Linked DNA regions of Homo sapiens: region 2 is linked to region 1. The links are chromatin loops, found by intact Hi-C in ENCODE. Cell type or tissue: endothelial cell of umbilical vein. All regions are shown on one strand. Each heading gives the region's core, and the rest is flanking DNA. Links, peaks and the distances in the headings are about the cores only. Region 1 overlaps RFX2 (regulatory factor X2). Region 2 overlaps RANBP3 (RAN binding protein 3).

Evidence for each region. A loop is a pair of places that touch in the nucleus more often than their neighbours do. Peaks named below come from ENCODE experiments on the same cell type or tissue, not always from the same donor. Only the 100,000 strongest peaks of a DNase experiment are listed, where the experiment ranks them.
Region 2: it touches region 1 in a loop (10-fold over the local background); 12 of 110 quality-filtered maps call a loop at or near these places.

The regions. Positions count from the first base shown.
Region 1 is chr19:6,013,079-6,028,651 of GRCh38, reverse strand. RFX2 (regulatory factor X2) reads left to right here. Exons shown (of 18, transcript NM_000635.4): 6 at 2,415-2,489; 7 at 12,381-12,562; 8 at 15,547-15,573. It overlaps RANBP3-DT (RANBP3 divergent transcript), which reads right to left. Exons shown (of 4, transcript NR_046376.1): 3 at 8,709-8,816; 4 at 8,289-8,602. Among named protein-coding and RNA genes, the nearest start is that of RFX2-AS1, 42 kb to the left of the region's middle. RefSeq lists enhancers at 9,765-10,266, 13,143-13,642. In endothelial cell of umbilical vein, for the core only: a CTCF peak has its summit at 6,184 (motif pointing right); DNase peaks (open chromatin) are centred at 5,141 and 6,211; H3K27ac peaks cover 997 bases.
Region 2 is chr19:5,960,151-5,975,723 of GRCh38, reverse strand. All of the region lies in intron 1 of RANBP3 (RAN binding protein 3), which reads left to right. Among named protein-coding and RNA genes, the nearest start is that of RANBP3, 10 kb to the left of the region's middle. RefSeq lists enhancers at 7,452-7,746, 11,148-11,698, 11,699-12,250, 12,384-13,031, 13,626-13,845 and 1 more and a silencer at 13,306-13,355. In endothelial cell of umbilical vein, for the core only: a CTCF peak has its summit at 7,615 (motif pointing left); DNase peaks (open chromatin) are centred at 6,943 and 7,573; H3K27ac peaks cover 1,143 bases.

The sequences.
Region 1 (15,573 bases), core at 3,457-8,456:
AAGTCGATTCTGACAATTTTTGCCCATTTTTTGACTGCTTTTGTGAAGGGATGGGTTCTAGAGTTCCTTACTCTGCCATTGTCATGGATGTCAGCTCAAGATTAATGGATTTTAATGTAACTGAGGATGAAAAGCTCGTTGATATGGTTTCAGATTCCACATTGCAGCTAACCTTTAAGAAATTACCAGCTGTCAAGTGTTGCTATAGTATCAAGTAAAAATATCCCCAGTTATCTGAAAAGGCTATTAAAACAGTGCTCCTTTTCCAACTATATATCTGTGTGAGGCCAAGTTTTTTCAATGTACTTCAACTAAAACAGTATACAATAACAGATGGAGATACAGAAGTAGATGTGTAGAGTTGTCTTCTGTAAGTCACGCACTCTACAGATTTGTGAAGATGCGGAATCATTCCACTCTTCTTTTGGTTTTGTTGTTTTTTTTTTTAATTTGGAAAGTGTACCTATTCTTCAAGTGTTAACCTATAATGGGTTTATTATTTTTTAATGAATTAATACATCTTTTTAAAAATTATCTATTTTGATTTCTAATAAGGGAAATAATACATTTAACTTTTAAAAACAAAAGCAGGCAGGGTGTGGTAGCTTATGCCTGTAATCCCAGAACTTTGGGAGGCCGAGGTGGGCGGATCACTTGAGGCCAGGAGTTCAAGACCAGCTTGGCCAACGTAGAGAAATCCCGTCTCTGCTAAAAAATACAAAAATTAGCTGGGTGTGGTGGCACATGCCTATAATCCCAGCTACTCAGGAGGCTGAGGCATGAGAATCACTTGAGCCTAGGAGGCAGAGGTGGCCCTGAGCCGAGATCACATCACTGCACTCCAGCCTGGGAAACAGAGTAAGACTCTGGCTCAAGAAAAAGATAAGTAAATAAAGCTCTTTTTCAGGGGTGGGTGGTGAAATCTCAAAATTTTGTAATAGTGTATTTTTTAATAGACCAAATGATTGAGACCCACTATGTTGGAGAGACAGTGTTTTCTTCTCCTTCCCAGTCTGCTGGGCACTGGACAAGGCCCCCTGAGATTAGGGCAGACTTCCAGAGGTCATGCACTCTGCTCTCCCGGCACCCATAGGTGAGCGATGTCCCACAGGGAAGGTGCCACAGGGCAGTACTCACGTGGCTGCCCAAGCTGCAGATCAGAATGGCCCCAAGACATGGGGGTGGCATGTGTGTTTTTTCTATCATAGAGGTGGCGATTGCCTTCTCATCGCCTGCACCCTGAGGCTGATGGGTGGGAGAGGTCTCACCATCCTACTTTCCCCTGGTCCTCCAGTGTACCTTCTGCACTTCTTAAAGGTGACCCTGACGTCCTCCTTGGCTTGAAGCAAGGGTAGCTAATGAGAGAAGGCAGAACCACCGTGGTCGGAGGCCGTGGGAGAAGCAGTTACCCTCTCATTCTTGAACTCAGCTCCGCTCGCCTGCTCTCTGAAATACACACTCAACCTGCTCTTTGCAGAAGTGTCAAGTCTTTGGCCTCCTTAAGAAAGGAAGCATATACTTCAAGTTCATCTCCTCCCGCTTCAGTCCTCTGGTCGTCAGGGTGGGCTGCAGCAGATTTTACGTCGCTGTTTTCCGTGTGCGAGTCTAGGACAAACCAAATGCGTGCGAATGCCTTAGTGGCCACGCACAGCTGTGTGCCTCCTCCATCGCGTGGACCTGCCGCCCACCTCCCTCCCCACCTCCATCAGGTCCTTCAGGATCCAACTCAAAAGCCCCTTCCTCCAGGAAGTTCTGCTGTTAGCTGCCCAACTCTTTCTTCCAAAACTCTTTTCTCTTTTCCAAAAATCTTCTTCGCACAGCTCCCACTGGGTAAACATTCGCCAGACAGTGTCCAGTGGCCCTGGATCCTACGGCCTCCTGGTGGCAGGGTCTGAGTCTTTGGCCTCGCTGCTATTTTCCCAAAGCCTCCAGCAGCGGGGAGACCCTGGGATTTGCGACAGGACAGCCTGGCTGGGGAGTCAAGGCTGCCATCTCTCCTTGCTTTCATTCTGGTTCCCCATCGATGTGGCGTGGGGAAAGGAGCAGGTGACTATGATGCTGGCTTGGCTGACACTGGAATGGATGCAGTGGCTGCATATTAATGCTACGGCGTGCACACACATATGCCAGGTTAAAGTTCAGTAGCAAGTTTTTACAACATGATTTCTGCTGCTTCTGTTGGACGGGCTCTCGGGCTTACCTACGTGTGCGAAGCAACACTCCCTACCGCAGCTTTCATGCACAATTTAACTCACCCCCGCCCTGCCTGCGTGGAGCCTCATTTTTATTTTGTAGGAGCTCGAATCATTATTTGGATATTAATAAAAACAAATCTTGGCTGATGCTAACCATCTGATTTCCTTTTTTTTTTTTTCCATTTTGTTTTGTTTTGTTTCTGCACACATTTTCTTTAGCTTGAAATGGCGATTGAAAACCTCCAAAAAAGCGAAGGAATCACATCACACAAAAGCGGTTTACTCAACAGCCATGTAAGTGTGCGTCTGACCTGGCAACCTGTCCCTGCTCTGCTTGTAACCTGCATAGACATTTTTAAGACAAATGAAGGCAACCAGGTGCGGTGGCTCACACCTGTAATCCCAGCACTTTGGGAGGCCAAGGCGGGTGGATCACTTGAAGTCAGGAGTTTGAGACCAGCCTGGCCAACATGGTGAAACCCCGTCTCTATTAAAATAGAAAAATTAGCTGGGCATGGTGGTGGGCGCCTGTAATCCCAGCTACTTGGGAGGCTGAGGCAGGAGAATCGCTTGAACCCGGGAGGCAGAGGTTGCAGTGAGCCGAGATCACGCCACTGCAGTCCAGCCTGGGCAACAGAGTGAGACTCCATCTCAAAAAAAAAAAAAAAAAAAGAAGAAGACAATAAAATGACACCTTTAAAGTGTCATTTGTGAAAGGTGGTTGAGGGGAAGCCAATCTAGAATCCTACATCCAGCAAAAAATACCCTTCAGCAATGAAGGAGAAATCAAGACAGATTCTTTATTTGTAAAAGGTAGATAATAACAACACCTACCTCCTCGGGTTGTCATAGGGAGTAAATTATTTAATGTACGTAAAATACTTTCAACAATACCTGGCAGGTGATAAGCAGTATAGTTATATATGAAAAATAAAAACAATACAAAAATCAGCAACAGCAACAAAAAAGAGAGAAAATGACATAGGATCGGGAATGCCTTAGACTCTTAGCTAATTTTCTTGGGATCCTCTCTTGGAAAGAAACAGTAATTTGAGAAAAGCATAAAGCAGCTAATTCATACAGATTTTAGCGTCTAGGATTTTTCTCCTCCCCTTGTCTCTTGGGAGAAGACCGTGATCACAGTCCCCATGACAGGAGGTTGGGGGCATCTCAGCTCTGCACAGCCCTGTAGCAGGATGGGACTGGGGGACGTGGCAGGCTCCGTCTTTATTTCCAGGGACAACAGAGAAGGAAAGCTCTGGCCCCCTCAGACTCATCGCTTTCACTTCTCCCCAAACGCTCTTGATTCGGTTTTGCACATAGCTGGAAATGTGTTCGGCATCTTAACACTGGGACGGGCCATCGAAGTCAGAATGTCCTTCTAGTAGTTGCTCTCTAGCACTTAAACTGGGCTCTGACATTCTCTTGAGAATTCAGACATCAGAGAAGAAGTCCCCTTCAGTGGACCCCAGTCATCACCGTGATCCCGTCCTGACTCCCGTCCTCACCGTGATCCCGTCCTGACTCCCGTCCTCACCGTGATCCCGTCCTGACTCCCGTCCTCACCGTGATCCCGTCCTCACTCCCGTCCTCACCGTGATCCCGTCCTCACTCCCGTCCTCACCGTGATCCCGTCCTCACTCCCGTCCTCACCGTGATCCCGTCCTCACTCCCGTCCTCACCGTGATCCCGTCCTCACTCCCGTCCTCACCGTGATCCCGTCCTCACTCCCGTCCTCACTGTGATTCCATCCTGACTTCTGTGCTGGCCGATGTGTAAAATGAGGCGTTATCAAAAGGCAGTGAGTGATTCTGGGGGCAGAAAGTGATGTAGGACAGGTCCAGAAACCTGGGTTATGGGTTAGGTACAGGTGTGGTCACCTGCTCACCGCAGCCCCTGACGAGGCCTCTGCCCTTTGCCTCAGGGGGCTGGTCACTAGAAGAAATGGCAGAAATATTTCCTTCTGCCGATTGTCTTGAAGCAAAAAAGACAAAACAAAACAAACACCATGCCAGACCCCTGCTCAGTGCCCCGCCCCTCTCCAGGCTGGGTAGGACATGGTCATCCTGTCATCTGTCACTGCTGGATGACATCCTCCCTGTAGATGAACTCAGGGAGAAGGGAGTCTTCCACACGTGCTTGGAGAGAGGATCTCCCCAGCCCCCAGTCTTAAACTCAGAGCACATACATGGGAAAATGTGCAGAATACCATTCCCCATTCAGCAAGGATCAGGCCATCTTCAGCCTGAACGCAAACCCATGCGGGTCCAGGGTATCAGCCCTGGGCGAGAGGGCTGCGTGACCCAGGCAGGATGGGGGTGCAGAGCCTGGACAGGCAGCAAGTCCACGGGAGAGTTAAAATGTCTATGGGAAAATGGGCTGGGCACGGTGGCTCACGCCTGTAATCCCAGCAGTTTGGGAGACCAAGGCGGGTGTACCACTTGAGGTCAGGAGTTCCAGACCAGCCTGACCAACATGACGAAACCCCATCTCTACCAAAAATACAAATATTAGCCGGGCGTGGTGGCACATGCCTGTAGTCCCAGCTACTCTGGAGGCTGAGACAGGAGAATCGCTTGAACCTGGGAGACGGAGGTTGCAGTGAGCTGAGATTGCGCCACTGCACTCCAGCCTGGGAGACAGAGCGAGACTCCATCTCAAAAAAAAAAAAGAAAAAATGTCTATGGGAAAATGCATGAGCCGCTTGTCTCTGGCTGCTGGGATCCTTCCTGCTTTCTAACACTTCATCCGAAAGGCAGACTTTCTCAGGTCGCTTCCCCGATGAAGATTCGTATTCCCGAGCTGAAGGTAAAATCTCTCGTTTCTTTTACTCACTGATGATTCGCTGTTGAGTTGTTTCCTTCTGTCATGAGCTGTGATCAGTAAGATTCCGGGCTTGGTGACTCGAAGCAAAGGAAGTAAAATAAGATCTTTCTAAAAAGTTCACCACACACACGGGCAGAATAAACTTAGATCTTGTTTTGGCAAATGTGAGAGCCAGAGAGGAAGAGAGGAGTTAAAGCACGTGATCTGCTGATGGACGGGGTGACGTGCCCTTGCAACGATTGTCCCCAGGGCTGCCTGTGGCTGAGACTGAGGTCGTGGTGGGCAGCGGCCTTCTGCAGGTCAGGCGGGGGCACAGCCACAGTGCCACCTCCCCTGCCAGCCTGACCCTGTGGCAGATAAGCCAAGTGTGTGGGAGCAGCTGGGCCCTGGAGACCCATTTTCCCAGTGGCCTCCCAGACCTCCCTTCTCAGACAGCCCCAGGCAGGTCGCCCCAGCAGCAGGGCCTGTGCGCCTCTTCCTTGCTGCCAGCTGGTGACGTCAGACCACCGTCTACCGTGTGCAGGGTTCTGGCCAGGTCAGTGCCGAACATAGGGAGTAAAAAAGGAGGAAAAGTCACTCCAGGGAGCTTAGCATTTGAGGGCAGAAGGTGGAAGACGTGGGAAACCCACCTAGGGAACCCCTCACAGACATCTCTGAGCGGAGCTGGCCACGTGTTCCGCGGAGCTGGTTCCCTCCTCTGCGCTGTCTCAGGAGGGAAGGTGTATTCAGGTGCTGGGAGCCTGGTAAAACGAGACAGCATTGTCCAGACCCAGCCGGTCAACAGGAGCTTCCCAGGCCTCCCCTCTAGGGGCTTGGACCCAGGGGGTCTGCAGGGCCTGGAGGTCTGCACATTGGAAGAACCTTCCAGCCAGCTGATGGTCAGCCTGGCGTGGAAACTCCCAGGGAGGAGGAGGCCCCCTAGCAGTGTCCAAACTGGAAAAGGGCATGATATGGCGCCGTGAAAATGGGGATTAGCTCTTCCAGAGGGAAGGGGACGGAGCCGGGGCTGGGGATGAAACATGTCTTCACCCGACCGGGTGTGGCAGGCCACCGACTTGAGCAGAAGAGGCGGCCTCAGCCCCTGGGGGCCACCGGGCTGCCCTCAGGCTACCAGCCGACCGGGACCCCGTAGCAGGTTCACCGAGTCTCTGTCACCATGAGGTGGCGCTGTCTGCTAAAGTAAACACATCACTTGCACACCCTGCGGGAGAGAGCTGCGTGTGGAAGAGTCGTATTTGGGTTATGTGACTTTTTGCTTTGAAATCAAGAAACACACATTGTCAAAGGTCATTTAGCCTTCAGCTGGTGACCTGTGTAGCCTGGCACGATGGCCGTGCTGTCCTGCAGGCCACAGTGGGGTTGCTAGAGCCGGCAGCTCCTCAGAAGGGGCCTCTGTCCAGAAGTGCCGCTGTTTTCCCTTGGAATTCCTGCCTGCCTCGGATTAGTGTCTTAGCTCAGTGCGTGGCCTCCACCCTCAACAACCCCTGCGCCTCCCACAACCCCTGCGCCTCCCGCCCACGGTCCCATCTGAGGCAGGGGCAGCCAATCTTCCAGGCGCTCGGCCCCCAACCCCACTGCGTCCTCGCCTCCTTGCTCCTCTCATGCCCACCCCCAGATGCTCTTCAACCTCACCTTCAAGAAAGATCCAGAACCAGGTGGCACCCCCCACCTCCTCCACTTCGACTACTTCCCGAGCCGCCACTGTCCCTGTGGATTCTTTCGGCCACCTCCTAGCCAGCCGTCAGCACCCACCCCTACCCAGCCTCCAGCCCCTTCTCACAGCAGCCACCAGAGTGATCCTGCTAAAACCCAGGTCAGATCGCCACACTGCTCTGCTTGGAAGCCTCCAGGGCTCCCCTTGGCCCTCCAAGTAGAACCGAGTGTTGTCAAAATGGCCCACAAGGCCCTGCAGGACCCGCTCTCTCCCACTCCTCACTGTGCTCCAGCCACACGGGCCTCCTCGCTATTCCTCCAATGCACCAGGCTCGGACCTGCCCCAGGGCCTTTGCACTGTGGGGCCCTCTGCCTGAAGCTCTCTTCCCCAGGCTCCCCCTCACCTCCTCTGAGTCTTCACTCAGTGGGCACTTTCTCAGTGAGCCCTGCCTGACACCCCCACCCCACCTCAACTTACTATACCGTTGCAGTCCTCCCTCCAGTCCCTCCGTGGCGGCGACCCCATCCCCTTTCCCAGGTGAATTTCTCTGACGGCACTCGGCATCAGCCCTCATTCGGTTCATTTTACTTATTTATTGTGGGTCTCTGCCAGACAAGAACGGACGCTTCCAGGGGGCAGGGGTTTTTGTCTTTTATTCGCCGTTGCATCCCCAGCACCTAAACAAGGCCTGGCATAGAGCCAGCTCTCGTAAATATTTGTGGAATGGGTGAAAAGGTGGATGTTCCAAGTCGGATTATGTCAACACAGGGCACACCTGGACGGTTGGAATAGCTGCCCGAGCTGCTAGTGTATGGCCCGGTGAGACTCTAACTCACCACCAGGAGCCAGTGTCAGGCAAATTTGCCCCCAGGAATAGAAACAAGTATCTTAGGAGACAAAGGGGGCCAGGTAGGTGGGCATGATCCCTGCCTTCCCACCGGCAGGTGAGGATATCTGTCCACAGGGGCTGTGCCTGCAAAGAGCCCAGAACCACAGGCCTTTGTTGGGGGGCCGGGGAGAGGGAGGCGCTGGCATTTCGGGATTTTTTTTCCTTAAAAGGAATGATTTGATCCATTTCATCAAGAAGTGTGCTGTCCTGACAGATTGTGGCAAATGTGGGTACACATGTACATTTCCTTGGAAAGCGTTCTGCTTATTTGTGTTTGATATTGACACAGAAAGAATGCAAATATCAGCAGACAAAGCAGACTGCAGAACATGCCCAAACCAGAAAGGTGACTCCGTCCAGCTGCTGCCTTTCCTGGCATGAAGGTACCCGAGCCCTCAAGAGCAGGGGAGGTGGGCGAGTGTGGTTGGAGCGGCTGGACCCTCGTGGTCGGTTTCACGGAACTGACCTGTGATGCTTGCCGCAGTCTGACGTGCCGCCAGGTGTGGGCTCCAGCACCGAGGGATGGGAAGGCCCGGTGCATAAGTGGCTCCCAGCCTGCTGGTGAGGCGTAGACCCTGAACAGAGTCTGCAAGCCATACTTCGGTTCTAACCCCATTCTCCTCCCAGAAGTTCATCAACACAGAAGAGGGAGGAAATAGACGCGACTGTTCCAGCCGCTTCAGTCTTCTCTGTGGTTTCTTGATGTTGAGCAAGAAGGACTTGCTGTCAAGACAACTATGCATCCTTTTAGTGTCAATGTCAACGTAATTACCCAAGCAAAGGATTCTACTCTTAAATAGCCTGGGGGTTCGGGGGTAAACAGCAGAAGGATCATCTGTTCCAAAACTTTCTTTTTATGTGTGAGCCAGTATGTCCTCCTGGTGGATGGAGTCTTATACTCTAACCTCTCAGGACTCCTAGTCCAGTGCTCCTTCCAGCTCACCGCCCGCAAAATCTGGCCTCACAGTTTTAGCCTGAAAATCCGCATCGTCATTTGGCTCCTTGAGATGTGGTGTCACTGGCCTTGGCTCCTGCTGCCTGTGGAGGACAGTCTAAGAAGTGGCACCTGTGCCCCCAGCCTCAGAATGACCAAGGGAAGCCTCTGGCTTCTTCACCCAGACACCCTCTGTTGCTCCCCATCTACCTCCTTGGACAGTCTTTCTCTGCTGCCAGGCTTGAGACATCTCCAGGATCCTGCAGATGCTCACATGGGCAAACCTGGCTCCGTCTCCACCCTCAGGGAGAGCATAGTCTGCGGGGAACAGGCGATAAATCAATCAGCACACATGACAAATCCGGACGGTGAAGCCACTGGGAAGAAAAGCTTCAGGGCCCACACTGCAGCTCCCGACTGTCATCCCAACACTTCTGGAAGCTGAGGCAGGAGGATCACTTGAGCCCGGGAGTTGGAGGCTGCATGAGCCATGATTGCACCACTGCGCTCCAGCCTGGGGTGGTGACAGGATGAGACCCTATCTCTAAATATATATATATATATATATCCCTGTCTCTAAAAAAAAAAAAAAGTATATAAAAGTATATACACACACACACACACACACACACACACACACATACTCACACACTAACTTCAACATCAAGGTTGTGGTTCATAGTATTCATAGCATTAAATACAGGGAAGACTCCGGAGCTCTTAAGCTCTTAAGGGTCCAAGCACTCTGCCAGAGCCGGACTTTGGAGGAGAAAAAAGCAACACTGCCTCCATTGTATTGGAAAAAGTCCAGTCCAGAAAGTCGGAAGATGAAGGGTGTGAATGACTTGATGGAAAGTGAAAACTCTGATGTCCCTTTTCCCAAAGAGGCAAGTGAGGAAGAGATGAAGTCTCCACTCCGGGCCCTTCTCAGGGTCCTTTGTTTTAACTGCCCCTTATTCAAAGGACAAGAGGGCGGGGGTCCCTCCCTGTGGTTATGGGCACAGCCAAGCACATGGCACCCAATGCTGGACGGATGAAATTGGCACCTGCTAACGATGGCAACTGCTAACGATCACCTGCACTCATGGCGGGGGGGTGGGGGACACTGCACTTCACACAGGGCCCTGCAGGCGGCAGGAGGCAGACTTTGTGGTAGCAAGAGGGCGAGGGGTCCCTGGTGCTGAGGAGGAGGTGATAGGCTACTTGAGTGATTCAGGGGCGGCCAGGGAACCGGAATCCAAGCTCAGGGATTGTGGCAGGAACCACTCCTGTCCCTTTGGTAAGGAGGGATGTTTGGCCACGGGACTTACCTGCAGGAGCAGAGCTGGAGGGGAGCTTGTGGTCAGGAGGTCTGAAGCCCTCCTGGCTTGCCCCAGAGGCAGGACGTGAGGTTGGACCCACACTTCGAGGCTTACGCTTTGCTCCTCTTCATCCTCAACACCCACGTGGGCAGTGCCCCTGCTGGGTGACTGACTCTTCCCACCCCTTGGAGGTTTTGTCCTCAGCTCTTTGGTTCCAAAGTAACACATCTGGTCCCAATCTCTACCCTGAACTCCAGCCCAAGACTTAACTTCCCCCTTCCTAAAATGGAACTCAGCCCCGCAGCTCACCTGCAATTCGGCTTAAGAGACCTCCGCGTTCAGGCCCCACACACCCCTTCACCTGAACCTTTGACCTGTTTGTCCTCCTGTGAAACGTTCCAGAACCCAGGGCAGGTCCTCACTCCACTGTGGCCCTGGGTCAACCCCTGTTAGGGCTGGAGGGGCCAGGACAGGCTGGATCGAGTGGGTCTTAGATGAGATAAAAGGGGTTCTGAGGTGCTGGTCGCTGGTGCAGGGCTCGTCAGAACCACCCCATAGCACTATTTCATAAAAAGGAGATGAAGGCCGGGCGCGGTGGCTCACGCCTGTAATCCCAGCACTTTGGGAGGCCAAGGCGGGTGGATCACCTGAGGTCAGGAATTCGAGGCCAACATGGCAAAATCCCATCTCTACTAAAAATACAAAAAACATAAGCCAGATGTGGTGGTGCATGCCTATAATGCCAGCTACTCAGGAGGCTGAGGCAGAAGAATCACTTGAAGCCTGGAAGTGGAGGTTGCAGTGTGCCAAGATTGCGCCACTGCACCTCCAGCCTGGGTGACAGAGTGAGACTCCATTTCAATAAATAAATAATTAAAGGGAGATGAATGCTTTCTTCCTCCCCAGCTTCTAATGCTGAGTTGGGGGGGTGGGGATGGGGCAAACAGACAGGCAAACGTGACAGTGGGGCGGGGGGGTGCCATGGGTACGCTGTGGTGAGTGGACAGATATTTCCCAGGGGACACGCCTACTTTGTGTCTTGTGGGGTGTGCGGGGCACAGGGACAAGGGCTTCCCAGGCCAAGGGCTGTGCAGGAGCCCAACATGCCCGGTGGGGGAGGGCTGAGGACCCAGCACTGCCCACTCTGAAGGGCCCAGGCAGCAGGAGCCCTTCGGAGCTCTGGAAGCGGGGCTCAGCCTAGACAAAGCAGCTGACAGCCTCGCACAAAGGGGACCAGGTAGAGACAGCTGGTTTCCCCCGACGCTCTTGACATGGGATCTGGACTCGGGCCTCGCTTCTGTGCGTGGAATTCCTGTCTTTCTGCAAATCGCAGGCATCAGTGCAAGCCTTTTGTATTCACATAGCAGACCTCTCTGGATCAGGGGACAGACGATAGCAGAGGGAGAGGTGGAAACCAGAATTAAGCCGCAGTCTTTAAGGCACCTGGGTGAGGGCATCAGTTGGTGGGCAGGCCACCTTTGCGTCCATGCCCAGTGTGGGGACTGAGCTCTTCGTGTGGACAGTTCTCGCAGCCCTTCTAACTGGATGTTCACCTCTCGAGGCATAGTCCTTGGCTCGGGACTCATTTAGCCCATCTTTTTGTTTTGTTTCGTTTTTTGAAAGAGACGAAGTCTTGCCCTGTCGCCCAGGCTGGAGTACAGTGTGGCGCGACCCTAGCTCACTGCAGCCTCAACCTCCTGGGCTCAAGCAATCCTCCCACCTCAGCCTCCCAAGTAGCTATGTCCTGCCTTTTGACTTAGACACAAAACCGTGCATATAAGCATTTGTGTATTTTACTGAATTTCCATTTGTACCTCCCTCAATAAGGGATCTCAGTACATGTTAGCTCACTGCTCACTACAGAACACAGGGCTGTGGGGCCCCCGAGTCTTCTTCAATCTTCCTGTTCAGCAACAGAATTTCTCTCCATTCCTGTATGTTGGGGAGCGATTTGGTGTTAAAGCCTGTGTGGTGTGTGGGTATTTCATTTAAGGGACTGAAGACAGAAGCTAATAGTTCCTGATCACACCCAGATGTTTACAAATTAAGTCCAGGAACCTGAAAACCAGGCTAAACATGAAAGAATCAATAAGCAAAAGAAAATGAGGGATTCATTAATCTGCTTAGAGAACTCAAATCAGTGACCATAAAGATGGATTTCTGGCCAGGCACGGTGGCTCACGCCTGTAATCCCAGCACTTTGGGAGGCTGAGGCAGGCGGATCACCTGAGGTCAGTAGTTTGAGACCAGCCTGGGCAACATGGTGAAACCCCGTCTCTACTAAAAATACAAAAACTAGCCAGATGTGGTGTCGGACACCTGTAATCCCAGCTACCTGGGAGGCTGAGGGAGGAAAATTGCTTGAACCCAGGAGACAGAGGCTGCAGTGAGCCGAGATTGCGCCACTGTACTCCAGACTGGGTGACAGAGCAAGACTCCGCCTCAAAAAGAAAGAAAAGATGGATTTCCTCATCCCATTTGGTAACACAGGGAACGCAAGTAATTCTCTTAATGAGTCCACGTTGGCATGTTAGCGTTCCTCAGGCTTCTGACAAACGCAGACGTGTCTTTCTTTTTACAGCTCCAGTGGCTGTTGGATAATTATGAAACAGCGGAAGGTGTGAGTCTCCCCAGAAGTTCTCTTTACAACCACTACCTTCGGCACTGCCAGGAGCACAAGCTAGACCCAGTGAACGCCGCCTCCTTCGGGAAACTGATCCGTTCTGTGTTTATGGGGCTGAGAACGCGGCGGCTGGGCACCAGGTGGGTAGACGATCCCCAGCCCACCTGTTCTTCCTCTTCCTTTCCCAAGAAATGGAGCTTTTGGGAAAATGCGAGGCTTCCTCCTCCTTTCCAGGTGGCCTGATTCGCAGCCACCTCTGGAGTGCTTGCAGTTACTTTCAATTGGCGGCAGCCTTGGCTGTGGCCAGGTGTAGCCCACGGTGTCGGCTTTAGAAGCCGGTGATAGGACGTGGGGATCACTCTGGTTTTCTCTCTCCTTTTGAAATTTCCCAAACAATACTTTTCTTTTTTTGTTTTAGAGCAGCCTCTGGGCCAGGTGTGGTGGTGCACACCTGAAATCCCAACAGTTTGGGAGGCCGAGGCAAGAGGATCACTTGAGACTAGGAGTTCAAGACCAGCCTGGGCAACATAGCAAGACCTCATCTCTACAAAAAAATTAAAAATTAGCCAGGCATAGTGGTGCACACGTATTTGCACACCTGTAATTTCACCTATTTGGGAGACTGAGAGGGGAGGAGCACTTGAGCCCAGGAGGTTGAGGCTGCGGTGAGCCACGATTGCACCACTGCACTCCAGCCTGGGTGACAGAGCAAGACCCTGTGTCAAACAAACAAACAAACAAAATGTAGCCTCTGGTTTATCCAGCAGAGCTGGATTTACCATTTCTCAGTGTTTTGTTTTTGAGACACAGCCTTGCTCTGTCACCCAGGCTGGAGTGCAGTGGCGTCATCTCGGCTCACTGCAGCCTCCACCTCCTGGGTTCAACCAATTCTCCTGCCTCAGCCTCCCAAGTAGCTGGGATTTACGGGCCCCCACCAGCACGCCTGGCTAATTTTTATATTTTTAGTAGAGACAGGGTTTCGACATGGTGGCCAGGCTGGTCTCAAACTCTTGGCCTCAAGTGATCTGCCTGCCTCAGCCTCCCAAAGTTCTGGGATTACAGGTGTGAGTCACTGTGCCCGGCCTCTTGGTGTCTTTTGCTGTACCTGGACCAATCCACCCCGCCTTCTCTTGGCCTATGGCAGCCCCGGGACATCACAGGCCACAGACTTATCACAGGCAATTATGCCAACTCTCCTCTAACAGAAAGAAACAGCAGCACCTCCAACCCAAAGCTGGTGGCCCAGAGAGTGCAGTAGGCTGCTGCCTGCTGAGGCTGTGATCCTGTGGCCAGCGAGGCTTGGCATCTGCTTTTGTGGGGTTGGGGCTGACTCACGTGCTCTCAAAGCCGGTGTCCTGGCTGTCTATAAACGGCGTGGCGGTGGATCCACGAGGACCAGAGTCCCTTATTCTCTGACACTTTTTCATCCTTCACAGGGAATGTCCTTAGGGAATGTGGATGCGTAGAGGAGGGACAGAAGCGGGAGGAAGCCACAGGGAAGCCTGGTCTCTGGGGACACAGCCCCTGCTCCTGGAGGGGCCTCCCCTGCAGAGTATCCCAGCTGCTGGCTTCAGGATTAAGGCTGATTTCCCCCCGTTTTCCCTCCTCCGAGCACCTGGCTAAACATGTACCTCATCTAGAAAGGGCCCAGGCTGTCTGCTATTGCAATGAAATTTAAAAAGGAAAAGAAGGGCCGGGCATGGTTGCTCACGCCTGTAATCCTAGCACATTGGGAGGCCAAGGCAGGAGGATCACTTGAGGTCAGGAGTTCAAAATCAGCCTGGCCAACATGGTGAATCCCCGTCCCTACTAAAAATACAAAAAAATTAGCCAGGCATGGTGTCACATACCTGTAATCCCAGCTAATCGGGGAGGCTGAGGCTGGAGAATTTCTTGAACCTGGGAGAGAGGGAGGTTGCAGTGAGCCGAGATCGCACTACTGCACTCCAGCCTGGGCAACAGAGTGAGACTGTCTCAAAAATATAATAATAAGAGAAAAAGAAAGAAAGAAAAAGAAAGGACCCAGGTGCTTCCTGCATGTCCCTGTTGCCAGCTCTGGAGAAATGGCATCCTGTGAGCTGGGTGTCTCCACAGCCATGTCTGTGGGTTAATGCTTCCCTCCTGTAAGGACTCTGTGAGCTGTTTTCTGAACTAAATTGTTTAAAGCCCTCTGATCATCATTCTCCCGTAATAAACTAATGTAATGGTTCCCAAACAGTGCCTTATTCCAAAACGTGTTACTAGATGATTGAAGGGGGTGGGGAAGAGTTGTTAATAATAATGGTAATAATAATGGAGATAAGCCATGTGGAGCTCAACAAAGCTGACCTGGTGTTCTCAGCACAGGACTTGTCCGAGCCTTTATTATACTAGCCTGTGAGAGAGGACTCTCTATGACAACGGCATTATGTACAGAATTCCTTGATCACATTCCTCACACAGTTCAGGAAATGCTGAACCAGAGAGGCCAAAGTGAAAGGTCAAGATCCGAGTGTGGTGGCACACGTCAGCTACTCAGAGGCTGCAGCAGGAGGATCACTTCTACCATCCGAGTGTGTTGGCACACGCCAGCTGTCCCAGCTACTCAGAGGCTGAGGCAGGAGGATCACTTGATCCCAGGAGGTCAAGTGATAGTGACCTCCTGGTAGTGACCTCCTGATAGTGAGCTGTGATTGCACAACTGCACTCCAGCCTGGGTGACAGAGTGAGACCCTGTTTCTGAAAAAAAAAAAAAAGAGAGAAGAGGCCAGGCGCAGTGGCTCACGCCTGTAATCCCAGCACTTTGGGAGGCCAAGGCAGGAGGATCACTTGAGCCCAGGAGTTTGAGACCAGCCTGGCCAACATGGCAAAACCCCGTCTCCACTAAAAATACAAAAATAAGCTAGGCATTATGGCTCACGCCTGTCATCCCAGCTACTTGGGAGGCTGAGGCAGGAGAATCTCTTAAACCCGGGAGGCGGAGATTGCAGTGAGCCGAGATGGCACTGCTGTACTCCAGCCTGGGCGACAGAATGAGATTCTGTCTCAAAAAAAAAAAAGAAGAAAGAAAGAAAAAGAATCCCAACCTGTCTTGTTGTTCAGGACATCTGCAAAGGGAGCTGACCCTGGGATGTTTGGTTTCCAGGGGCAACTCGAAGTACCATTACTATGG
Region 2 (15,573 bases), core at 4,853-9,852, 54 kb after region 1:
TAAATCCATGTTCTCTATTCCGTTCACCCTGCTTGATTTTCCTGTATAGCTCTTAACAATCCGGCATGCTAGATATTACATGCATGTTTGCCCCATGTAAGCTCCATGAGGTCAGGGATTTTTATGTTATGATCACTGATTGCCCCCTTGCATCTAGAACGGTGCCTGGCACAGAGTAGGTACACAGGAAATATTGGTTGAATGAATGAATGCATGAATGAATGAATTCACCAGTGAGGACCCTGTTGTGAGGAATACATTTGAGCACAAAGGGGAAATTATGGCTTGCCCTTTTCCAGGGGATACTGTTTCTAGCATATGCTGTCCACATGAGCTATTGGTTGTAAATGGGATAGTTGAACTGGTAAGGGCCAAAGAGAGAAATGGAATGTTTTGAACTTCACTTTTTTTCCCTAGTAAGTGCCACACTCACCTAGCACGTTGTCCCTGACGCTAGTTCTGGGATAACTGTCCTCAGGAAATCAAATCTTGGTGGACTTTGTGCCTCATATATCCCTGCCGTCCTTCAATCAGTCATTGTGTGTTTCTTGAACACTCCATTTCTGGTTTTGGCTTGTACAGCCTGCCAGGATGTTTAATTTGTTATTCACTGTGTAAAGTGGGGCCTCCTTGCCTGTGCCTTTTGAAGCTTTAGGGGCTGCCCCATGGTCACGTGTTTGTTCTTGCTGTTTAAGCTCTAGTCAAATGCCCTCTTGGCTTCTGCCTTTCCAGACTGAGATCATAAGTTGCTCCACCCTCACACCCAGTCCCTCCTCCATCCATTTGCCATCTCTCTTCTCTGGGCCAGTCCCACCTCTGTGTCAGGCTGAGCAGCGGCTGTCCACCCGGCTGGGCATCAGTACCCCCTGGGGAACTTTCCTGAAACCGCAGATGCTCAGTCGCCACGCCCTGCAGATTCCGATTCTCTCTGGTGTTGGGTGGGTTCTGGGCCTCTGTACAGGTGGCAGCACAGGTGATTCTCATGTGCAGGCAGGGTTGAGACCCGCTGGTTTGAGTAGTAGAGGGTAGGTGTCCTCTGCTTGTATACGAGGAAATGTTTTCTGTTGTGTAAAGCATCTTGTTGGCCCTCGTCACCATGGTGAACGCCTCATGGATGGTGACAGCAACTCTCACAGCCCTTCCTGTGGTCTGGGACTTTTAAAGTCCACCTGAGTGCTTTTCCTCTCAGACAGTGTGTGTGCATGTTTCACCCTTGCATCCAGGGATAAGTCTCCCCTGCTTGGCATTTCCCCATTGATACCTCCCAGACTCATTACTCATCCTGTCTCTAGGGTTATGCTGCATTGTAGGCTGACATCAGGATTTGAAGGCAGAGTTTTGTCCCTGGCAAAGGTAAAGAAGACTGGAAAGAGGGTGAGCAAAGCACATTTGAACTCCAGGGAATCTTGGATTCTAGATCCTGACATGAAAGGCCCTGTTGGCCTGTGGACATGCGTGGTGGAAACCCGGGAGACAGTGTGAAGCAGGGCTCTCACCTTTGTGTGGTGCAGTTGACGTTTTGATGGCTCTCTTTGGCGGGAGGGGCTGTCCTGTGCGTTGCAGGATCCTTAGCAGCACGGTAGCATCCTTGGACCTACTCACTAGATGCCAGTAGCACACACCTCCCCTCACTCGCGGGGTCGTCATGACAACAGAAGAAGTCTCCTGACACAGCCCCTGGGGAGTGGGGGTGGGGAGGCTGCAGAATCGCCCCCAGGTGAGAGACTCACTGGTATCGATGGTGGGGACACAGGCTTTGGTCCTCAGAGAGCTGGGTTTGTGTTTTAACTCCGCTGTCCACTCTGAGTCATTTGGGGCAAATTTCTTAACCTCTTTGAGCCCCCCGTTTCCACACCAATAAAATGGGAATAATGGTAACCACACCCACCTCGTGGTTGCTGTGAGCATTGAAGGAATGAGTGCACATACATTGTTTAGCACCAGTCTCTGCTCATAGTAATAAACACTCAGGTCACTGTTTTTACTACAGTGCACTCTGCTCTGGACACATTCAGCTGAAGGGTTCAGCAAAGTCTCCATTGTGTGGGTGAACCTGCCCCACTCAGAGTTGGCCCTGGGCTGAGCCCCTGGCAGAAGACCAGCAGGGCCTGGGCTCTGGGTCCTCCTAAGTTCTGTCCTGCCTGTCACTTAGTGATCTCAGGGATCCCAGCCTGAGCACTACAGACATCTGGGGCCAGGTAATTCTCTGTTGTGGGCGATTGCGCTGTGCACTGTAGGATCTTAATGAGGATCCCTGGCCTCTACCCCACTAAATGCTAATAGCACATCCCCCTCCTCATCCCCGCCAGTCATGACAGTGGAAATGTCTCCGTCCCAGTGTCCCCCCGGGGGCAGAGTTGCTTTCAGTTGAGAACTACTGATTTAAAAGCCTGACCAGGTATGAGTCGAGAGATTTTTGAGGGTGGTTTGGCTTCTCTCAGCTTGCACCTTGTTGACTTAAAACCTAGCCCCTGAGAGGGTGAGATGCAACTGAATTTTTATTGGTTAGCTAGAACTGAAATAGTTGGAACCTATCTTAAACAACTTTTGGAAAGTTTCTCGTGAATTTATTATAAAAACTAATTCTGGGATTTTTGCTTAGAGCAGAATGTGTGCTTTCACCTCCACTGTGCCTCCTGTATCTGTAGCAGAAGGGGCCTGATGGTACCCAAGGGGTATCCAGGCTGCAAAATCTTTATACTCTTTGAAGAGACTTTCCATTTTGCCCAGGATCCTGCGTATAGACAGAAAAGCCCTCACTGGGCTTCTGCAAAATGTTTCAAACAAGCCTTCAGCCTGCCTCTCCGTTTACCAGAAAATGGGATTTTCCCGGCACCCTCGTGCATTCATTAGGTGTTAGGGTCAACCTGGGTCTGGTGTGTGCTCCTCCTCTGAGGTGGTCAGAGTGAGCAGAAGCAGCAGGAATGGGGTGAGCTTCGAGTGGCATTTGGAGGAGCTTGGGGTGGAGAAGGGGGGTTGAATTCTGCCCTCCTACGTGAGTTCAGACAGTGAATAGGCCTGGGTGTAGTGGGAGACGAAGGCCATTTGGGGAAAGTTGAGATGCATTTGGGGAATCTGAGAAGAGAGCGCCGTTCCTCAAAACTTACCAGAGGACCACAAAACTGCCGAGATGGCTGGTATTGGCTTGGCTGGGCATTTGGTAGCTCTCCATGGTACTTTGAAGCAATCGTGAGGCAGTTGGGCTTGCATCATTATCTATTCAGGGTCTGGTGGTGATGTTTTCTTTGTTTTAGGGGGTCCTGGTGGAGCGGTGTTCTGTTTGACTCTGCCCTACGCAGTAGAGAATAACGTGGCCTGGGACATCAGGGTAAAGCTCCTCACCACCACCTTCCACATGTCCACAGTTTGCTTCCTCCTCAGTAGTCTTGGCACTTAGAGCTGCCACACAGCACTAGCTATGGATCTCAGCCCTGGATGGGCTTCACACTTGTTTAAGGAGGTTGTCAGGGAAAATCAAAACTGCTGCCTGGGCTGCACCATTGGAGATGGTTCCAGGAGTTCTAGGGTGTCTGTGGTTTTAAAGAGCTCCACAGATGTTTAACAACATGAAGCCAGAGTTGAAAACCACAGGCAGAAGTTGCAAACTTGCCTGAAGGGCAAGCAGACATATTTAATTTGGCCCATTTAGGTTTTTGTTTGTAATTAGGAGCCAACACTTAAAATTCTGAGATTTCAGAGGGGAAAAAAATTGTATTTCTGATTTCTCTCAGAAAACAGCAACCACCCTTGGCCTGCATTCTTGCACAGCAGTGATTTTTCAGTGCTAAGGAACAGCTGCGCCTGTGGATAGATTAGATTGGATATTGTGGTCTCCGCCATGTTACTTGGGGCCTAGCCCACTTCCTTCTCTTCCAGTGCCTGTGACCTTGGTTGGTATTTGGGTTTCAATCCTATTATACAGACTCCTAGACTCTGCATTCTCTACACTTAGAGTGCTCTTTAGCTAGAACCTTAGCATAAAGCACCTCATGGTCTGTAATTTAGGATTTAGTGTCCTTGGAATGCTAGAACTCAGATAGCATATGGCAGCAGTTCTCAAAGATGGTCCGGGGCCCTGCAGTCCCCAAGACCTTTTCAAGGGGACTGCAAGTTCAAAACTATTTCATAACAACACAAAGACACTATCTGCTCTTTTTTCACTCTTATTCACTTGAAAATGGACAGTGGAGTTTTTTTCCAGAGGTTATTGGATGTGTGATATGCCAACAGATGAACTATAGAAGCAGATAAGAGAATTCAGGCCGGGCACAGTGGCAAACACCTGCAGTCCCAGCTACTTGGGAGGCTGAGGTGGGAGGATCTCTTGAGCCCAGGAGTTCAAAGCCAGCCTGGGCAACAAAGCCCCTCTCTTTAATAAAAAAAAAAGAGAGAGAATTCAGCTATCTTCTATTAAGTCAGACGTTAAAGACATTTGTCAAAATGTAAAATAATGCCACTCTTCTCAGATTTTTTTAAATACTTATTTTTCATAAAAATATGTTATTTAACTAAACCTTTCTGGAGTTTATTATAATCTTAAGTATTTTGAAATTGTCTTAGGTTTCATTTCTAATATGGTGTCAGTAGTAGCTACATCCCACATTTCCAAAAGCTCTTGGGGATGTTCAGTCATTGACAAGCGTGGAAAAGGGTCCCGAGACCAGGAAATTTGAGAACCACTGGCATGTGCTAGCAGAGCCTCAGTGTACAGTGTGGGTTTCTCCGCTGCCTTGCCAACATCGGGAGAATTCTAAACCAGAGCTGACCAGCAGGTTCCCATTGGCAACTTGTGGCATGGTTGGAAGCACCTGGATTGGCTGTCCTTGGTTTGTGTCTTGCCTTCTGCCCTAGAAACATGGGCAAGTTGTCTGACCTTAGCTCTTGCATCTGTAAAATGGGAACGATGATACGCAAGTCTGAGGATTGTGGTGTGAGAGAGAATATACTTCTGGTAATTGACCTACTGGAATGTGGAGATACATGTCAGTTACTTCTAGCTGTGATTCTCCTAATTGGATGCCTGAGTAGAGAGAAAGCACCCTGTGAGTTATACCAGGGTTTTTCCACCTCAGTATTCTTGACATTGGGGCTGGTGGTGGCCATCTTGTGCTTTGGAGGATGTTGGGTAGCCCCTCTAGCCTCTACTCATGTGATGCCATAGCACCCAGTCATCCCACCCATCCACTCCCAGTCATGAGAAGATAAAAGGTCTCCAGACACTGTCCAGTGTCCCCTTAATGTCAGAATTGCCCCCACTTGAGAACCATTGGGTTATGGGATTTCATTGACACCCAAGAGACTTTGTGTTCCATAGTTATCTAACCTACTGAGGTCGTAGGAGCCTGTACACATTTAAAGCCACAGTCTGAGTGGGGAGGGAGAGAGGCGGTGAATCCCAGAAGCCAGGGTGGGGGGTCACCCTGGTTTGTGCCATCTAATCTATTGGGGATTTATTTTGGTGTATAATGTGAGTTAGAGATCCAGCTCAATTTTTTTGCCCAAGATTAATGCAAGGTTTCTTGCCCTCAGCTCAGTTGACATTTGGACTTGGGTCACTTGCTGGTAGGGCACTGTTCTGAGCCTCCTAGGATGTTGGTCAGCATCCCTGGTCTCCATCCACTAGATGTCTGTAACAGTTTCCTCCACACCCCCACAAACATGACAGTCACAATGTCTCCAGATTTTGACCAGTGTCTCCAGGGAGATGAAGTTACTCCTGGGTGAGAACCACTGGTCATAGGATCAAAGGAACCTACCCAGGAATAAATTAATTGCCAGCTAGAGTTTAAGGCCCTTCCTCCCAACCTTATTTTTCTATTCTGGCCTTTTGGCAGCTGAGTAGGCCTCAATGGACATCATATCCCTCTTCAGGAAGAACAGTCTTTTCCTTGACCTTTAACACTGCCTCTGGTCCAGGGTGAGGACCTGACAGAATGTAAGGGCTGGGAAGAACCTTCAGGGATGCCTGAGTCCTGGCTGCACCATTTCACAGGGGCTGAAGCCCGAGGCCATGGAAGCAGGTAGGGCTGGCTAGGGCCAGTGCGCCTGTCTCCAGCCATGGAGTCTAGGAGTTCATGCTTGTCCTTCCCGGTGAGTCAGTAAACTCTAGGTAATGGGCACTCGTTCACCCCTGAAAACTGACCCGCGTAGGGCACTGCATTTCGCTGTCGCTGTTTATGGTGTTCAAAGAAAGGGAGGAAATTCTAGAGACAGTAGTAGTTACTCCATACACATGTTTAGAAGGCAGGCCTTGCCTTTTGCAGTAAGTTTAAAATGCCTTTGCTAAATTAAACTCCCCCAGGTTTGCCACAGAGAATTTTGGGAACTTATTTACCCAGAATTAATTCCTGCGTTGCATCTGTGAGAGCAGAGCGTGAGTGGAAACGGTCCTTGAGAACTTGCCTTTCTCTGGGGGAGAGGGTGAGAAAACAGGCAGTTACCCTCTGCTCAGAGGAGAGAGGATGTTTTGCAGCATTGATGGTGATGGCCACTGGGTCCTAAGAGTCCAGAGCCTGGGCCCCAACCTTTACACTGGATAAATCCAGATTTGTCAGCATGGCCTGCAAGGCTGAACGTCCTGTGGGCTCCACCCAGCCCTTCCCGTTCTCCTCCCCTCCAAACATGGGCCTCCAGGCTCTTCCTTTCCTTAGAACCTTTGACTTGGGGTCCCCTCTGCCTGGGATCCCCTGCCTTCACCTGGCTCATCCCTGCTCACCCTTCATGTGTGAGCTTCAGCGAGGCCTTACCCATTCACTCACTCTCTCCCACCATCCTGTGGTATTTTCTCTGCAGCACCCAGCTCCAGAACTACCCAGTTATCTCTGCACACAGCAGGTACTTGTTTGTTTTCTCTTTCCCAGTAGAGAGCTGCGGCCTTGTCTGCCATTTCTTTCCTGTCTCCAGTGGCAAGCTCGGTGCCTAGCACAAGTCTGTGCTTGGTAGATCCTGCTGGTGAGAGCAAGGCTTGGCTGCTCGGCTCGGCCTGCCTTCAGATCCCACCTGTTTCCTGTGACCTCAGAAGGGCTCAGGCATTCCGAGCACCTGAGCGTTTGCCTTGAGTGTCCCAGGCGTCCAGGCAGCTCTTGGATCCAACCATTCCACCCCCTAAAAGGGGTCAGACTCTGACGCATTTGTCGTTGCCGGGCACTGGCAGCTGTCCTTGAATCCAAGGCCTATGCTTTAAGGTGGCATCAATATGTTTGCAATCTTCCGAGCATAATAATGCTACCAGTGCCAGTGTGGAATCATCCTGTGTGCCAACCACTTCCCCAAACACGGCATGTGCAGCATTTCATTTCATCCTTGCCGAAGCTGCCTGGGGTGAAATAACAGCCCTGATATGCAAATGAAGACATTGTGCCAGAGGTACATTGTCTTATCTGGGATCCCAACCGCAAGTAAGTGGCCAGGGCAGGTTTGAACACACACAAAGACCAGAGCCCGCGCTCTCCAGTATCATCAGTTTTGCTCTGCTGCCTCAGCATAAATTCTGTAGTTCTTGGATTTCCTTCCTGTAAGCTTCCGTGTAGAGAGGAGGGGATTCCTGTTGTCTCTACTGGAACTTTCCCGAGTCTTCAGCCACTTGCATGTTGCCTCAGCTGTGTTGGTGTCACACCACCTAGTGGCGGAACAGAAAAGTGCCGTTAAAGCTGGATCCTCCATCTCTCCACGCAGTTTTTTCTTTTTTCTTTCTTTTCTTTTTTTTTGGAGACAGAGTCTCACTCTGTCGCCCAGGCTGGAGTGCAGTGGTGCTATCTCAGCTCACTGCAACCTCCACCTCCTGGGTTCAAGTGATGCTTGGGTCTCAGCCTCCCGAGTAGCTGGGATTACATATCCCACCAGGCCCAGCTAATTTTTGTATTTTGGGTAGAGACACGATTTCACCATGTTGCCCAGGCTGGTCTCAAACTCCTTTCCTCAAGTGATCCACATGCCTCGGCCTCCCAACGTGCTGGGATTACAGGCATGAGCCACTGAACCCAGCCATCCATACAGTTGTAGGCAGAGTTGCTGACTTTGTATAACTTTATGGGGTTTCTGTTCAGAAGTGCAAGTTCTGCCCCCCGGGGCTTACGGTCTGGGTGGCGCAGGAGTGGAAGCTTAGAAGGGTTTGGCTGCAGGGCTGATAAAGGTAGAAATAAAGAAGGCAGAATGTGGCTTGGCCCTCATGGGGTGGAGTGGGATATGAGGAGGATGTCATGGGGATGCGTCTATGATGAATGAGACTAGATATGTAAAGTACCTACCTCGGAGTCCAGTAAAGGCCTTTTAACAAATGCCTGTTGCCCCTGCAATGCTTGTTGGAAGTGTAAGTATCTGGTGGTGAGATGAGAGTGGTTGGAAGTTGGCTTGGAGTTCGGTAGTTGAAGGTAATGCCAAGATGATGAGCATTCCAGAAAGAAGTACATAAAATGTAGGATATCATCAGCTCCAAAAAGTGTGTCCCCATAATCTCCATGAGACCAGTTGAAAGTTATAGAAATATATTCGAGTATTGAGAAAAGAACGGAGTCATCCAGGGTCCCACCGCCTTCCACTAGCTGGGCTGGAGAACCCGAGCATGCTATACACGGAGATCCGCAGAGGCATCACCTAGCAACTGCATGTTTGAGATCAGTTCCATTCCGTACCAAAGAATCAGTTGGAGGACAGACCTGACACGTCAGTGACAGATTTACCTTTGTGCTGTGGCACAGAACTGTTTATAATAATTTCTGAAAAAATAAATGACTTGAAGGGTTGTGATCGTGTCACCAGATTACAGGAGTTGCCACATTTTAATAGACTGTTATTTGTGTTGGCGAGATGCTTTCCATATTTTTTTCACAGGTAAGAAGATTAAGACATATCAGCCCAGGATTAAAGCTAATTTTATGCAAGTACCTTGCTGACAGTTTGGTCAGGAGTTCTCAATTGCTTTCTAGATGAGGGCATTTTCTTGGCAGGTATTGGAGTCATCAGTCAGGAGGCGAATAAACAGAAAAAGCAAAGATATTCCAGATTCTCTCTTATATGTGTTTTCCCAGGCCTACGTAGTTTCTTCTATTTAGTTTTAGCGGGAGATCCTCCATGACAGGCTGGAGACAGCCATGGGCTGGTGGGGAAGCAAAGCTTACTGTAAGGCAGGGCTGCCCTTGCTTCTTTGTAAATTATTCTCTGCAGCAGTGAGGAAAGAAAGTTTATACGGAAGAGGAGAGAGGCGGAGGCGAGAGTGTGTGTGTTGTCAGCTTAGATTCTGAATATATTACGCAAAGCATTCCAGGGCCGAACATTTGACAGATGAAGACAGAAAGCAGCTTGTGTCACCATTGAGTGTGTGCCTTGGAATGTGTCTTTGATCCTTGTCTTGACAACCTTAAAGGATTGCAGTCTTGTCGGGGATCAGCCATTGGGATAATCACACACTGTGTTGGCTGAGGCAGGTGGTCATGTGACCTGTGGGAAGCCTTTCACTGACCCCGGAACTCATGACTAGCCCCCTAGTTTGGTTCGTGCTCCTCCATAGGTGCTTATCCAGAACAGCAACTGACAGCTACTTTATTCCTGCTGTCATTTCTCTAAAGGGAAGAGTGTATGTGTTGTAGCTCTGAGGCCTACCTGCACAGAAAAGGTGAGAGGAAGCAAACTGGAGTCCAGGTAACTCCTCCCTTTTGCACACGTAGTTCTTGGCCAGCAGCGGAGTGGAGCGTGGCACTCAGGAGCATGGGCCGGGGCTTCAGAGTCGGCCCACCTGGCCCGAAGACCCGGGCCCACCTCCGACAGGTCGCTTGACCTGATTATCCGTTTCCTTTCCTGTGAAAGGATGTTGGTGTAAGCCACCTCCTAAGGTGGTTGTGGAGATTAGGTGACATGATGCAGATAAAACCTAACACATAAAGAAGTGCTCGAAGAACGCTGGCCACGTATATGAAACCATCACGCGTCTGGGAGACCCCATTTGTGGATGCCTTTGCTGTGCATATCATGGCAGAAACTAAGATAAGTCTAAGAGGTAAAACAGGATTCTACAACCCTTCTTCACCTGGAGCGTTGGGAAACTCACCTTTCTCCCCTGGGCCACCGCTGGGGTTCAGCCCAGCTCCTTGCTTTCTCCTTTCCTTGCTTGCAGTAGGCTGCAGAGACCTCACTCCTTTCCTTAAGTCTGGGAAGCCCCCACCACCCACCCTGTCCCAAGGGGCTCTACAGCACCCTCTCCCCTCCTTGCTGCCTCTGAAATAGACACAGAATTCATTTTGTCATCAAAGTTTTGCCACCAGTCAGTCTCTTGGCAGAAAAAATACAGATAAAACCTTTTTGAGTCCTGGTCCCTGGAGGCTGCTTGTAGAGGTGCTACCAGGAAGCCTGCTATTTAACTCTCACATGTGGGCTGTTGAAACCGCCCTCCTCCTTTCACCCTCCTTACTCTTTGAAGAGGCAGTATCTGGGCCCTTTCCCTAGATAAAGATGCTGTCCACCAAATTACAGAGGTGACTTCATCAGGGTTCAGGGTGAGGGTTTTATGGACTTCGCACACACACCCCCAAGCCACCTGGGTCCCAGATTGGTCATTTCTGCTTTAGAGGAAGGGCCCACCTCCTCAAGCCCCCCACCTCCTCAGAGACCTACTGCCCCCTGCAAGGAGAACAGTTCCTCTAGGGTCAGGAGGAAGCCTGTATCCCACCAGGGGAAGAGACCCCCTTCCACCAGGATCCCCACCTTCATCGCAGAGATCTTTGGCTCTTTCCTCAAAAAAGCTGTCATAGGAACTGCTTCAATTTGATTGGAGTTTCCTTCCTAGGAGCTTCTACACTGACACATGCAGGTATAAATGTGCAGACCTCAGACCCCAGGGAAGGGCGGAGGTGACCCCCCACCGTGCCACCCCCCCCCCCACCCTACCACCTCCACTTAGCTCCTCTTCCCCCAGGCTGCCCTGTTTTCCAGTCTGTCCCCAAGGCGTGTCCCAAGCATTAGCACAGTACTAGGCCCACTGCATGTGCCACCCTGACCTGGTTCCTCCAGCACTCCTCACTCTGCTGCCGTGTGCTTCCCGGTCATGTGGCCAAATGCTGCTTGTCCTTCTGTCCAGACAGCCCCTCTCCCAGCAGCATTCCCTGATTCACTCCCTTCACAGCCTCACTGGGTTGGAAGCCCCAGCTCTATGTTCCCAGGGCCTGCTGTGCCTCCCCTGTGTCATATGTTCAGATAAGGTGTGATGGGTGCTCTAGACAGACAGGGACGTGTCTCCAGAGGCCGACGCAGTGCTTAGTGCACAGTGGGTGCTGGGATGTGTGGAATTGCTGAGGGAATATTAGGATTGAATCTTTTCATCCTCTGTGCAGCTGGCAGAGTGGTTCCCAGGCTCAACTAGGTGGGACAGAGCACCCTGACAGCCATAGCCACGTGAGGATGACTGGGTGGAGGTGGGGGGGCAGGCCAAGCAGGTCTAAGGGGTTCCCAACATCTGGCAGAAGTTGGAAAGGAGAGCAGAGATGGCCAAGCTTCCTGTGCTGGGGCTGGCTTGCTTCTTAGCCTGTCTGTGCTCATCGCTGGGGCTGCAAAGACCAGGACCAGGACACCGGCCCTGTCCTGGGGAATCCCAGCTGGTCCCATTTTGCATCGGAGCCTCACAAGTGGGTTGAGGGTAGCAGGGGATGGGAGGGAGAGCCAGCACCGTGGGCCCGGATGCCAGCAGGGGCTCACTCCTTTCAGTTTCTGGCCAGGCCATCTTCCCTTGCTGTTTTCCTGGGGTACCAGGGGGCAGCAGGGGACTCTCCCTGGCCTGGGTCTGTGATCATCACAGGATCACAATTGTTGGGCTCAGGCTGGGTGCTGTCTGGGCATGTGAGCTGAGGAGGTTCGCAGGGTAGAGGATGCTAGATGGGACGAGGGTTCTGAATTCAGCAGCAGCCATGTGGGACTTGGTGCACAGTGCCCCTGAAGGCCATGGTGAGGCCAGAGAAGAAGTATGTGGTGGGCCAGAGCACTTCACACATTGTTTGAGGTGACTTGTGTCCAAGGAAGAGGGGCTCAGAATCTCCCCCGCTTCACACACCAGTGTTGTCCACAGTGGTCCTTGAAACGTCATTCTCAGGCCTCATTGTGGATGTCCCTGGAAATGGGGGGGACTCCCTAGTCAAATAACTTTGAGAAGCGTCTGGTCAAATGAGTTTCTTTCCTTTCTCTCTGTTTTTGAGACAAGGTCTCACTCTGTCACCCAGCCTGGAGTGCAGTGGCACGATCATGGCTCACTGCAGCCTCTAACTCCTGGGCTCAAGCAGTCCTCCCACCTCGGCCTCCCAAGTAGCTGGGACTACAGGAGTGCGCCACCATGCCTGGCTATTTGTTTGTTTTTTGTAGAAATAGGGTCTCATTATGTTGCCCAGACAGGTCTTCAACTCCTGGGCTCAAGTGATCCTCCCTCGTCACCCTCCCAAGTGCTGGGATTACAAACATGAGCCACTGTGCCTCGTATTGGTTTTCTAATCTCTTAATATACGGATGTGTAAAGTCAATCTCCAGACAGACTGCATTTTTTACAAACTAGGTTTCAACAGGGAGCATGTTACAGGACCAAAAACAAAAACAAAAAACCCAACCACTTGGTTGACAGATTCTGGGTCAAATAGTCTGCATTTGACTCCTATTTTAATATTAAAGGTCTTCATGGTGGGTCTCTAGAAATCTGCAGTGGTGATCTTCCCTTGACCTGTGAAAGAAAAGCTGGGCTAGGAATTGAAGCAGGTTGTTGAAGCCTCCCTACTTCTGGCCGCCTGTCCATTCCCCAAACTTGAGTTGGAGGTAGCGGTGTTCACACGCTGCTTCCTCACTGGTATAGCCAGAATCAGCCTGGTGATAGGGAATGGCTACGAACAGCAACCCGTGTGTCTGGTGGTCGGGGGCAGTGGGGCGGTCCTGCCTGGAATGGGGCTTGTGTGTCTTGTCTGTTTGCGATAGCCGTGCTGATTTGCAGTTGATCAACCTTTGGCCTGAGTAGAAATGCAGCGTGAGTAACTGACGCTCTGTGTTTTGGGTGCAGATGTGACTAAAGCTCATTTCTACATGTTAGTGCAGTGGCTGGGTCAGTCATGAATGCCAGACCTGCCATCAGCAGGGGTCCCAATGGGCCGAGATGGGCCAAGTTCATCTCCTATTGCTGTATCCTCTTGGTTCCGTTCCTCTGGAGAGCCCTGACCATGGCTCCCTGGGTCCTTGTCCTTGCGGCGTGTGACATTTCATTCACCCTCTAACTGCCGGTTGAGTGCCTGTTAAGTGTGAGGCTCTGTGTTTGGCACTGAGAATACAGAGAGAAACGGAACAGACGAGGCCCCACTTTCTAGAACTTACATCTAGGGGTAGATGCTGTCACCACACACCCCTCTGGGAGTGCCAGGGCTCCACAGTGCCTGGTCACCAAGTGCAAACACGCCCCTCCCTTTCAGTCAGATGTTTTCTCCTGAAGCGTCTGCCCTCAGCTTCCTGTTCTCCACTCTTCCTGTGGCGCCCTGCACAGAATGAGGGCTTAGTAAATATTTGTGAGTACGTAGCAGCTGGTGTTGTGTAGATGAATGACAGAGAGAGGGCCTAGTTCAAACACTCATTGCAGGGTGTTGATGCGGTGTACGCTGGGTGATAGGCTGTTTCAGCTGCTGTGGCCGTGGTCTCCGCGTGCCCCGTGGCAGGATATAAGGCCTGCTCGGGAGGGAGTGCAGCAGGGCAGGCACGCCTCTCACAGTGGGAGCTTCCTGAAGGAGATGGTGTCTGTGCAGGAGTAAGCACTGGCCATGGAAAACAAGGGGAACCACGCGCTCTTGGTAGTGGGACTAAACCAAGCAGAAGTCCAGAAGTGCACCCTAAGTGTGGGACGTGCAGCGACAGCGGGCTTTTCAGTGCCACCACAGTGGGAGGTGGAGGGTGAGTGGCTGGATGTGGCCTGTCTCAAGGTGCTCAGCCTCTAGTCTGTGGGAGACACTGCAGTTTTGTTTTGTTTTGTTTTGTTTTGTTTTGTTTTGAGACAGAGTTTCACTCTTGTTGCCCAGGCTGGAGTGCAATGGCACCATCTCAGCTCACTGCAACCTCTGCGTCCCAGGTTCAAGTGATTCTCCTGCCTCAGCCTCTTGAGTAGCTGGGCTTACAGGTTGCGCCACCACGCCTGGCTCAGTTTTTGTATTTTTAGTAGAGAAGGGGTTTCTCCATGTTGATCAGGCTGGTCTCGAACTCCCGACCTCAGGTGATCCTCCCGCCTCGGCCTCCCAAAATGCTGGGATTACAGGCATGAGCCACTGTGCCCGGCCGACACTGCAGTTTTTGTTTTGTTTTGTTTTGTTTTGTTTTGAGATGGAATCTCGCTCTGTCACCCAGGCTGGAGTGCAGTGGCGCAACCTTGGCTCACTGCAAGCTCAGCCTCCCGAGTTGCTGGGACTAAAGGCACCTGCCACCACGCCCGGCTAATTTTTTGTATTTTTAGTAGAGACAGGGTTTCACCGTGTTAGCCAGGATGGTCTCAATCTCCTGACCTCGTGATCCCCCCACCTCGGCCTCCCAAAGTGCTGGGATTACAGGTGTGAGCCACCGCGCCCGGCCAACACTGCAGTTTTAAGTGTGTGTTTCATGATAGTGCTTCTGGCTGCTCTGTGGAGGCCAGATCTAAGGGAGTGAGAGTAGAGGCAGAGAAGGAAAGGAGGGCTGAATGGTGGCAGGGGTGGGTACAGGAACAAGAGATGGGAGGCAATTGTGGAGGATCTGATTGGACTCCACCCTGGCTTTCTGTTCTCTGGGTGGCTCCTTTCAGAGCTTGACCCTCACGTCCCCTTCCATAGCCTCCCTCTGTCTCCAGCTGGGTCACATGTCCAGGCACAGGACAGGGTTGCTCCATCAGAGGGGCCCTCTCCTGGCCCATGCCCCTCAGCCCTGCCGTGTGTCCAGAAGGCTCCGGGCAGCACCTTGGCACCACAGCCTGCCCAGGCCTCCCATAGTTACTCAAATAGCTGCAGTCCCTTCCGTGCACCTGCAGATCCACCGACACGGTTCTCAACACCAGCGCGCACTCCTCTCCCATCCAAATGGTTCTCTCTCTTCTAGCCCTTCCTTACTAGCCTGGCACCAAGTGTCTTCGCCTCACATTTTCACTAATGTCCTCCTTCCCTCCCCCTTCATGAAGTGTTTGTTGAATCCATAAAGTGTGCCAAGTACTGTTCTCAGGCCATGGGGTACCCAGGGGAACAAAGCAGTCTCGGATCTTATGGAGTTTATATCTTAATGGGTGAGACAGACCATAAACCCATCAATATGGAGTGGATCAGGCAGTGACACTTGCTGTGAAGAGAAAGAAAGCATCTTAGCGTCACTTTGAGGCCTGTCCAAGGTCTCTTCCACAGATGCTGGAGTGCAGCATGTGTGTAATTCAGTCTGCAGTGGCTGGACCGCGCCTCTCTCAGGCCAGAGTCTGTTAGCGACAAGGGGCAGAAATCGAGCTCAAACTGGCTTAAGCAAAAATCAGCACTGATTGGCTTCACTGAAAAGTCTGGGGGCAGAGTTAGCTTTGGGCCAAGCTTGACTCAGGGCCGAACACAGGCCAGATTTAGTCTTCCCCCT